2 separate regions of the Homo sapiens genome follow, and region 2 is linked to region 1. A link is a loop called in an ENCODE intact Hi-C map of the cell type or tissue named here. Cell type or tissue: heart left ventricle. All regions are shown on one strand. Each heading gives the region's core, and the rest is flanking DNA. Links, peaks and the distances in the headings are about the cores only. Region 1 overlaps ZNF592 (zinc finger protein 592). Region 2 has its middle 8.7 kb from the start of SEC11A.

Evidence for each region. A loop is a pair of places that touch in the nucleus more often than their neighbours do. Peaks named below come from ENCODE experiments on the same cell type or tissue, not always from the same donor. Only the 100,000 strongest peaks of a DNase experiment are listed, where the experiment ranks them.
Region 2: a loop joins it to region 1, with 2.5 times the contacts of the local background. A loop is called at or near these places in 5 of 110 quality-filtered maps.

The regions. Positions count from the first base shown.
Region 1 is chr15:84,781,974-84,787,342 of GRCh38, forward strand. It overlaps ZNF592 (zinc finger protein 592), which reads left to right. Exons shown (of 11, transcript NM_014630.3): 4 at 684-2,922. The coding sequence starts at 703. Among named protein-coding and RNA genes, the nearest start is that of ALPK3, 33 kb to the right of the region's middle. RefSeq lists enhancers at 527-1,114, 1,115-1,702. In heart left ventricle, for the core only: no CTCF peak of the experiment used is centred there; no DNase peak of the experiment used is centred there; H3K27ac peaks cover 1,538 bases.
Region 2 is chr15:84,722,135-84,727,503 of GRCh38, forward strand. No RefSeq gene overlaps it. Among named protein-coding and RNA genes, the nearest start is that of SEC11A, 8.7 kb to the left of the region's middle. In heart left ventricle, for the core only: no CTCF peak of the experiment used is centred there; no DNase peak of the experiment used is centred there; H3K27ac peaks cover 1,176 bases.

The sequences.
Region 1 (5,369 bases), core at 212-5,211:
TAACTGTTGGTACTTTGCAAGTCACCCTGTTCCTCAGGTTTAATGGAGGAGCATTCACCAACTGATAACAGTTTTAGGGTGAAAAGGAATCAAGTGTGTCTGCTGAACAGAGAAAAAATACCTAGGGATGATATAATTTTCTAGAGTTTATTCATGAGACAACACAAATAGCAAATCATTTTGGATTTGATTGAATTTATGCAGAAAGAAACCCCAAAGTTATATAAAGTTAGTGAGTAATTACTAAGAGTAAATTAGCAGAAGTTATAGCCAGGTTTCATGTATTAATCAGTAGTTTTCTAAAGGCTGGAAGTGCTAAGTGGCTTTTTGCTAGTGCACATGATCGTGGAGGGATGATATTCCCTGAGAAGCTGAGGGAGTATGGTAGGAGTATACTCTCTGTGGCTTTGTAATAACCAGCCACCAATTTCCAGGTACTGAGGTTTAAGATCATCCAGGCAGGCTTGTTGCTACATTTCACTACTCTTTCCATCTCTGCCCCCACCTCTCCAGCATTTTAGAAACCTGTTGGGGTAAAACTGAGGTGTGTGGCTTCCTGTCATAGTATGTGGGGTTCTGCATGGGTGTGCTGGCTGTGTGTGCATTAGTTTGATGGGTGTGTAGTGAAGATGGTCCAGTGGGACCCTGGTGGTCACTGATTCTGTTTTCTGTTTCTGTTACAGCCCTTGCCAGCATCCAGCCATGGGGGATATGAAAACCCCAGATTTTGATGACCTTCTGGCTGCCTTTGACATCCCAGACCCCACCAGCCTTGATGCCAAGGAGGCCATCCAGACACCCAGTGAGGAGAATGAGAGTCCCCTCAAACCTCCAGGCATATGTATGGATGAAAGTGTGTCCTTGTCTCACTCAGGATCAGCCCCCGATGTGCCGGCCGTGAGTGTCATTGTCAAGAACACCAGCCGCCAGGAGTCATTTGAAGCGGAGAAAGACCACATTACTCCCAGTCTCCTACACAATGGATTCCGGGGCTCAGATCTGCCTCCAGATCCCCACAACTGTGGGAAATTTGATTCTACTTTTATGAATGGAGACAGTGCCAGGAGTTTCCCTGGCAAACTGGAGCCTCCCAAGTCAGAGCCATTACCCACCTTCAACCAGTTCAGTCCAATCTCCAGCCCAGAACCTGAGGATCCCATCAAAGATAACGGATTTGGGATAAAGCCCAAACACTCTGACAGTTATTTCCCACCCCCTCTTGGGTGCGGGGCTGTGGGAGGCCCAGTCCTGGAGGCTCTGGCTAAGTTTCCGGTTCCAGAGCTGCATATGTTTGATCATTTTTGTAAGAAAGAACCCAAGCCAGAACCCCTGCCCTTGGGGAGCCAGCAGGAACACGAGCAAAGTGGGCAGAACACAGTGGAACCTCACAAGGATCCGGATGCCACTCGATTCTTCGGGGAAGCTTTGGAGTTCAACAGCCATCCTAGCAACAGTATTGGAGAGTCCAAGGGGCTTGCCCGGGAGCTTGGTACCTGCTCATCAGTCCCCCCTAGGCAGCGTCTAAAGCCAGCTCATTCCAAGCTGTCCTCTTGTGTGGCAGCCTTGGTGGCCTTGCAGGCCAAAAGAGTGGCTAGTGTCACTAAGGAGGATCAGCCTGGCCACACAAAGGATCTCTCAGGGCCCACTAAAGAGAGTTCTAAAGGTAGCCCCAAAATGCCCAAGTCACCAAAGAGTCCCCGGAGCCCTCTGGAGGCCACTAGAAAAAGTATCAAGCCATCGGACAGCCCTCGTAGCATCTGCAGTGACAGCAGCAGCAAAGGCTCACCGTCTGTGGCTGCCAGCTCCCCACCAGCAATTCCCAAAGTGAGAATCAAAACCATTAAGACATCATCAGGGGAAATCAAACGGACTGTCACAAGGATCCTGCCAGATCCTGATGATCCAAGTAAGTCCCCTGTTGGGTCACCTCTAGGGAGCGCCATTGCAGAGGCCCCCAGCGAGATGCCAGGGGATGAGGTGCCTGTGGAAGAGCACTTTCCTGAGGCAGGCACAAATTCAGGGAGCCCCCAGGGGGCCAGGAAAGGGGACGAGAGCATGACAAAGGCCAGTGACTCGTCATCTCCCAGCTGCAGTTCTGGGCCCCGGGTCCCAAAGGGGGCTGCCCCAGGCTCACAGACAGGCAAGAAGCAACAGAGCACAGCACTGCAGGCATCCACCCTGGCCCCTGCCAACCTCCTGCCCAAAGCCGTGCACTTGGCCAACCTGAACCTCGTCCCCCACAGTGTTGCTGCATCAGTGACAGCCAAGTCTTCAGTGCAAAGACGGAGCCAGCCACAGCTTACACAAATGTCGGTGCCCCTGGTCCACCAGGTGAAAAAGGCTGCCCCACTGATTGTAGAGGTCTTCAACAAGGTCCTTCACAGCTCCAACCCCGTGCCCCTCTATGCGCCAAATCTCAGCCCGCCTGCGGACAGCAGGATCCACGTGCCGGCCAGTGGGTACTGCTGCCTGGAGTGTGGAGACGCATTTGCCTTAGAGAAGAGCCTGAGCCAGCACTATGGCCGGCGGAGCGTCCACATTGAGGTACTGTGCACACTGTGCTCCAAGACGCTGCTCTTCTTCAACAAGTGCAGCCTGCTCCGGCACGCCCGTGACCACAAGAGCAAGGGGCTCGTCATGCAGTGTTCCCAGCTGCTGGTGAAGCCTATCTCTGCGGACCAAATGTTCGTGTCGGCCCCTGTGAACTCCACGGCACCAGCAGCCCCAGCCCCTTCATCCTCTCCCAAACATGGCCTCACTTCGGGCAGTGCCAGTCCCCCTCCTCCAGCCTTGCCACTCTACCCAGACCCTGTGAGGCTCATCCGGTACTCAATCAAGTGTCTTGAATGTCACAAGCAGATGCGGGACTACATGGTCCTGGCTGCACATTTCCAGAGGACAACAGAGGAGACAGAGGGGCTGGTAAGCAGACCCTCACTGTTACGGGTATCGGGCCCCTGGCTCACACAGGTTCCATGACTGGGCATGGAGAGGAAAGCTCATTGATATGGGGGCAGTGGTGGAATCTTATGAGTCTTAGAAGAGGATGTCTGCCTGAATATTTAGTGTTTGGTGTTTGTTGGAAAAGGTGTCCTGCCCATACTGAGGTGAGACCCTAATTTAGCAAGTGTATTTACGGACGTGTCCCGTGTTCCACTCAACTTCCCCTCAAAGGGTCTGTCAAGGCCCAGTGTCAGGCCCGAGATAGGTCTTTACTGGATGATCTCCCTCTGGTCTCTGGCAGGTGTCAGCACAGTCTTAGCATGTGACCAAGGAACTTGGGGACAGAGATAGCTGAGTCACTGCCCCTGCACCTCAGTCTGTTCTAAGAACTTTGTCTTTTTTTTTTTTTTCTTGAGACGGAGTCTCACTCTGTCACCCAGGCTGGAGTGCACTGGTGGGATCTCAGTTCACTACAACCTCTGCCTCTGGGGTTCAAGTGATTCTTATGCCTCAGCCTCCCAAGTAGCTAGGACTCCAGGCATGTGCCACCACGCCTAGCTAATTTTTGTATTTTTAGTAGAGACAGGGTTTCACCATGTTGCCCAGGCTGTTCTTGAACTCCTGGCTTCAAGTGATCTGCCCACCTCAGCCTCCCAGAGTGCTGGGATTACAGGCGTGAGCCACTGTCCCCAGCCAAAGAACTGTGTCTTTAATAAGTTGTTGTTCTGCCCTGCAGTGACACAGCTGTTCTTGCAGAGTCCTTTTGTGGAAACTGCAGTAGGGCCAATGGCAGGGCTGGGATAGGAGGAAGGAGAGTGGACAGACATGTGGGGCCTGTGGCAGAGGTTTATGGAGCCTCCTTCTTTCAACTGCGTTCTCACCACTCCAGGAAAGCAACTGTGCTTGTCTGCTTGTTTTGATTCTTGGTTATGCTTGATGAGATTCATTTAAAAAAAAAAAAAAAGCCTTCTGCGCTGAGAATACCCTTTGGCACCTTCTGTGTCTATGTTATGTGTTAGTGGTTTCTCTGAAGAAAGAGGCCTCCAGAAGGTGGTTCTCTTCATGACATAGCCAGACCCACCCCTCATGGTGCTTCCCTAAGCTGGTGCTACAGAGGCCTGGGAGGAAAGTAAAACAGCTCTTTTTGCTTCAGTTCAGCCAGGGTTCTGTGCATGTGTTGGTAGCTGTTGAGCTTTGCATGTGTTCCCTGAGTGCCCACTGTGCATGGGCTGGGGGTCTATGCCAACCAGGGGATGCCGGCAGAAGGGAGTCTAACCTTCAGGAGCTTACAGTGGCCTAGCAAGGGCAGTGGTCACCACCCAAACAGCTACAGTATATGGCCAACTGAGAGTGGGGCTAAACCAAGGTTATAAACTTAGTTGCGCAGAGTGCCCCAGAGGGACTAATTCACGATGACTCCATGCGTAAGGAAGATGCTGTGTGGAGGTGAAATTTAAGTTGGGCTTGCAAGGATGAGTTTGGAGGAGTAGGAGGGGCAAGGGTGTTTTGAGTATAGGGAGCAAAGGAATATGAGAGTGCAGAGTGGGTTTGAAGAAGAGGACATTGTTATGCATGAGGCTGGTCTTGGAAATATTAGGGTAGAGGTCAGAGGTTGAGTTTGGCGGGCCTGTAGGGCTTCTGCAGAGGACTCAGCCCCCCAAAGGGGCCAGAAGGTGCTATAGGATCCCACTGTGGCCTCTCATCTCCTCCTGCTCTGTTTCAGTTTGCATTTTTCTTCTGATGCGTCAGATGGGGTGTGGGCACTCTGGGTCTCTTCCCCTGGGGCTTCAGTGTTCTTGCTGCCCCAGCATGGTTGAGTTGGGCCAGGTTTACTTTATCTGAGTCAAGGGGCCATGAGGAGGCCCCATGGCAGTGGAGGTCTGATGCCTGGGCCTGGGATTTTTTCACACTGGTCCTTACGTATCTTTTTTTTTTTTTTTTTTTTTTTTTGTGAGACGGAGTCTTGCTTTGTTGCCCAGGATGGAGTGCAGTGGTGCGATCTCGGCCCACTGCAGCCTCTGCCTCCTGGGTTCAAGTGATTCTCCTGCCTCAGCTTCCTGAGTAGCTGCGACTACAGGTGTGCGCCACCATGCCTGGCTAATTTTTGTATTTTTAGTAGAGATGGAGTTTTGCCATGTTTGCCCAGGCCGGTCTTGAACTTCGGACCTCAAGTGATCCACCTGCCTCGGCCTCCCAAAGTGCTGGGATTACAGGCATGAGCCATCACACCCGCCTCCTTGTGCATCTTCTAAAATTTGAGTAGGCAGAGGTCTGGGTGTAGGATCCCAGGCTGGCATGGCACCTTTCTCATCTTACATCCTCTCTGTGTCATTCTGCCCTAGTGGGAGCTGGAGAAGAGCACCCGCCGACAGGAAGGGAAGGAGTGCACAGAAGGCTATCAGGCCTCTCTCAGCCAGCTCCAAATC
Region 2 (5,369 bases), core at 60-5,059, 60 kb before region 1:
CCTCCCCCTCCCAGGTTCAAGCGATTCTTGTGCCTCAGCCTCCCGAGTGGCTGGGATTACAGATGTGCACCACCATACCTAGCTAATTTTTGTATTTTTAGTAGAGATAGGGTTTCACCATGTTGGTAAGGCTGGTCTCAAACCCCTGACCTCAGGTGATCCACCTGTCTTGGCCTCTCAGAGTGCTGGGGATTACAGGCGTGAGCCACTGCTCCCAGCAGGCTACTGCCTCTTTCATCAACTTGATATCTGACGTTCCTTGCCAACTTGTTACCCTATAGTCCAGACATACTCAACCATCTATACTCCAGCATATGTCATAGGAATTAAAGAAGTGATCTCTGGAGCCAAACTGCTCTAACCCTTACTGTGTGACTCTAGATGAGTTACTTTACCTCTATATGCCTCCATTTCTTCATCTGTAAACAGATATTTTAGCACCCAGGGTTTTTTAAATTATTATTATTAGAATTAAGTGAGCTAGTCTGGGTGCAGTGGCTGATGCCTACAATCCTAGCACTTTGGGAGGTCAAGGTAGGTGGATTGCTGAGGCCAGGAGTTTGAGACCAGCCTGGGCAACATGGTGAAACCCTGTCTCTACAAAAAACGCAAAAATTAGTTAGGCATGTTGGCACATGCCTGAAGTCCCAACTACTCAGGAAGCTGAGGTGGGAAGATCCATTGAGCCCGGGAGGTTGAGGCTACAGTGAGCCATGGTTGCACTACTGCACTCCAGCCTGGGAGACAGAGCAAGACCCTGTCTCAAAAAAAAAAAAAAAAAAAAGGATTAAGTGAGCTAATGAATAAAACCCACTAGAGCCAGGTGCAGTGTCTTACACCTGTAATCCCAGCACTTTGAGAGGCCCTGGCAGGAGGATCAGTTAAGCCCAGGAGTGCAAAGCCACAGTGAGCTATGATCCAACCACTGCATTCCAGCCTGGGTGACAGAACAAGACCCCTGTCTCTCTAAAAACAAACCAAACAGCGGGTGTGGTGGCTCACACCTGTAATCCCAGCACTTTGGGAGGCTGAGGTGAGCAGATCACAAGGTCAGGAGTTCAAGACCAGCCTGGCCAATATGGTGAAACCTCGTCTCTACTAAAAATACAAAAAAAAAAAAAATTAGTCGGGCATGGTGGTATGCACCTGTAATCCCAGCTACTTGGGAGGCTGAGGCAGGAAAGTCATTTGAACTTGGGAGGCAGAGGTTGAAGTAAGCCGAGATCGTGCCATTGCACTCCAGCCTGGGCAACAGAGCGAGACTCCATCTCAAAAAAACGAAACAAAACAAAACAATATACCACCAGAACAGTGCCTGACACTTAGTAAATCAGTAAATCATGGTTATTATCAGAATGTCCTCCCACTTAGAGGGCTGACAAACTCCTGCTTCTCTTCCAGACCCTGTCTAGGTGTCATATCCTACGTGAAGCCTGTCCAGACCGCCCCAAGTCAGAGTTAATTGCCTTTTCATTAGTTCCTCACCTGTTTCTTTTTTTTCTTTTTTCTTTTTTTTTTTGAGACAGGGTCTCCCTCTGTCACCCAGGCTGGAGTGCAGTGGTGTGATTACAGCTCATTGCAGCCTCTACCTCCTGGGTTCAAGCAATCCTCTCACCTCAGCCTCCTGAATAGCTGACACTAGAGGCAGGTGCCACGGCACCTGGTTAATGTTTTTATTTTTTGTAGAGATGGGTTCTTGCTATGTTGCCCAGACTGATCTTGAGCTCCTGGGTTCAAGCAATCCTCCCACCTCAGCATCCCAAGGTGTTGGGATTATAAGTGTGAGCCATTGTGCCCGGCCATATCTTTCTATCTATCTATTTTTTTTTTTTTTTGAGATGGAGTTTTCACTCTTGTTGCCCAGGCTAGAGTGCAGTGACTTGATCTTGGCTCGCTGCAACCTCTGCCTCCCGGGTTCAAGCGATTTTCCTGCCTCAGCCTCCTGAGCTGGGATTACAGGCGCCAGCCACCACATCCGGCTAATTTTTTATATTTTTAGTAGAGATGGGGTTTCATCATGTTGGCCAGGCTGGTCTCAAACTCCTGACCTCAGGTGATCCACCCGCTTCGACCTCCCAAGGTGCTGGGATTACAGGCGTGAGGCACCGCGCCTGGCCCCCATACCTATATTTTATATGTACTTTTTTTTTTTTTTTTTTTTGAGACAGAGTCTCACTCTGTCACTTAGGCTGGGGTGCAGTGGCTCGATCCCGGCTCACTGCAACCTCCTCCCCCTGGATTCTAAGCAATTCTCCTGCCTCAGCCTCCCGAGTAGCTGGGATTACAGGCACCTGCCACCATGCCTGGCTAATTTTTGTATTTTTAGTAAAGACGGGGTTTCACCATGTTGGCCAGGCTGGTCTTGAACTCCTGACCTCAGGTGATCTGCCTGCCTCGGCCTCCCAAAGTGCTGGGATTACAGGCATGAGCCACCGCACCCGGCCTATACGTATTTTTTTTTTAGACGGAGTCTCGCTCTGTCGCCCAGGCTGGAGTGCAGTGGCGCCATCTCGGCTCACTGCAAGCTCCACCTCCCGGGTTCACGCCATTCTCCTGCCTCAGCCTTCCCAGTAGCTGGGACTACAGGCACCCGCCACCAGGCCAGCTAATTTTTTGTATTTTTAGTAAAGACAGGATTTCACCGTGTTAGCCAGGATGGTCTCGATCTCCTGACCTCGTGATCCACCCGTCTTGGCCTCCCAAAGTGCTAGGATTACAGGTATAAGCCACCGCGCCCGGCCAGTATTTTTATATGTCCCTTATTACATGGAACTTCTATCATGTTCAATCTTCTGAATCTAAAATAAGGTGTCAGTGCCTCACCAGAGATTCTTGCTGTCCTAAAGAAAAGCTCATTAACACATTTGGGTCTATAACTGGTGAACTCAAACTGAACTGGTGAACGAATATTTTTGGGGTGGAGTACTTCCTGTGTTGGGCCTGCCTAGTCCAGATTTGTCAACATCCTGCCTCCCAACTCCCACTGTTAACTAGGCTGCCCAGAGAATAATGCACAATACCAGCCTCACCCCTCACCCTGGAGGCCCTAACCACACATAACTTCTTTCAGTTCCCCAAAAGGCTCTGGGCATTCCTTAAAGCCACTCTTTCTGGCATTCTCTAGCCCTTATTTCTCCCCTTTGCTTAGCCATTCTTTACTTAATCTTTAGGTTCCATCTTAGACATCATTCCCTCCACCCCCAACAACCAAAGCCTTCTCTTATCTCCCAAAATGGCTTAAATTATTCTCCCAGGCAGCCACTGAGCCCTTCATTCTTCCCCTATCACAACACTTATCACATTTTATTGTCATTACTTGTCTGGCTCTTCTGGTAAATTGTAGGCTTCACAAGCCAGGCAACATGTCTGTAAAGCTATCCCAAGTTGCAGTCCCTGGCCCATAGTTGATGTCCAGTAACTGCTGCTAGGAGAAAAAATGGGTCAGGTGTAATGGCTCATGCCTGTAATCCCAGCACTTTGGGAGGCTGAGGCAGGAGGATTGCTGGAGCCCAGGAGTTCAAGACCAGCCTGGACAACATAGGGAGGCCCATCTCTACAAAAAATGAGAAAAAAAATAGCTACGTGTACTAAAGCCTGGGCAACAGAGTGAGACCCTGTCTCAAAAAATAAAAAATAAAAAGAGAGAGAAAAGAAATGAACAAATGAATAAAAGGAAATGAGTGTTCATCAGCAGCACCTGCAACACATTCTCCTGCGTTTTTTCTTTTTTTTTGAGATGGAGTCTCGCTCTGCGGCCCAGGCTGGAGTGCTGTGGTGTAATCTCGGCTCACTGCAACATCCGCCTCCCAAGTTCAAGCAATTCTCCTGCCCCAGCCTCCCGAGTAGCTGGGACTACAGGCGCGCGCCAGCACACCAAGTTAAGTTTTGTATTTTTAGTAGAGGCAAGGTTTTACCATGTTGGCCAGGATGGTCTCGATCTCTTGAACTTGTGATCCCAAAGTGCTGGGATTACAGGCATGAGCCACCACGTCTGGCTTCTCCTGCCTTTTTATCTTCCCAAAAGAATCTGTGCACCTAGTTTTGTTTTGTTTTGTTTTATCGAGATGGAGTCTCTCACTATTGCCCAGGCTGGAGTGCAGTAGTGCGATCTCAGCTCACTGCAACTTCTGCCTCCCGAGTTCAAGCGATTCTCCTGCCTCAGCCTCCCAAGTAGCTGGGAGTACAGGCGTGTGCCACTACGGCCAGCTAATTTTTGTATCTTTAGTAGAGAAGGGGTTTCACAGTGTTGGCCAGGATGGTCTCCATCTCTTGACCTCATGATCCGCCCACCTCGGCCTCCCAAAGTGCTGGGATTCCAGGCGTGAGCCACCAGCACCCGGCCACACCTGAGTTTTTAAAAACAAACAAACAGCAGGGCACGGTGGCTCACGCCTGGAATCCCAGCACTTTGGTAGGCCAACATGGGCAGATCACTTGAGCTCAAGAGTTTGAAACCAGCCTGGGCAACATAGTGAAATGCCGTATCTACAAAAAATACAAAAATTAGCCGGGTGTGGTGGCACACATATGTAGTCCCAGATATTTGGGAGGCTGAGGTGGGAGGATCGCTTGAGCCAGGAGGTCAAGGCTGCAGTGAGCCAAGATTGCACCACTGCACTCCGGCCTGGGTGACAGAGCCCGACCCCATCTTAAAAAAGTAAAAATAGGGCCAGGCATGGTGGCTCATGCCTGTAATCCCAGCACTTTGGGAGGCTGAGGCAGGCGGATCACCTGAGGTCAGGAGCTCAAGACCAGCCTGGCCAACATGGTGAAACCCCGTCTCTACAAAATACAAAAATTAGCCGGACATGGTGGCGTGCACCTGTAATCCCAGCTACTCAGGAGGCGGAGGCAGGAGAATTGCCTGAACCTGGGAGGCAGAGGTTGCAGTGAGATGAGACTGTGCCACTGCACTCCAGCCTGGGTGACAGAGCAGAACTCTGTCACAAAAAACAAACAAACAAACAAAAACACTTAAAAACAAACAATGGAGAGCTGTACTGGAAACACTTAAAATTTAAAACTAGAGACTCTCAGAATATGAATTTTCCTCACTTCCTTCAAAATCCAGCTTACCCAATTAAACATGTTTTCAAAGAAAAAAAGAAGGAAGGAAGAAAAGAGAAAAAAAGTACAAAGAAAATACTCTAATGCTGAAATGCTAAGAGTGGTTTCTATGTCTGAACTGTCCAACACAATAGCCACTCACCACATGGGGCTCGTGAGTACTTGAAATGAGGCTTAGTCCAAATTGAGATGTACTGCAATTGATAAATACATCCTAGATATGGAAGACTTGGTATGAAAAAAGAATATAAACTACCAATTACACTGATTTCAAGAAGGGATGATCATACTTTTTTTTTTTT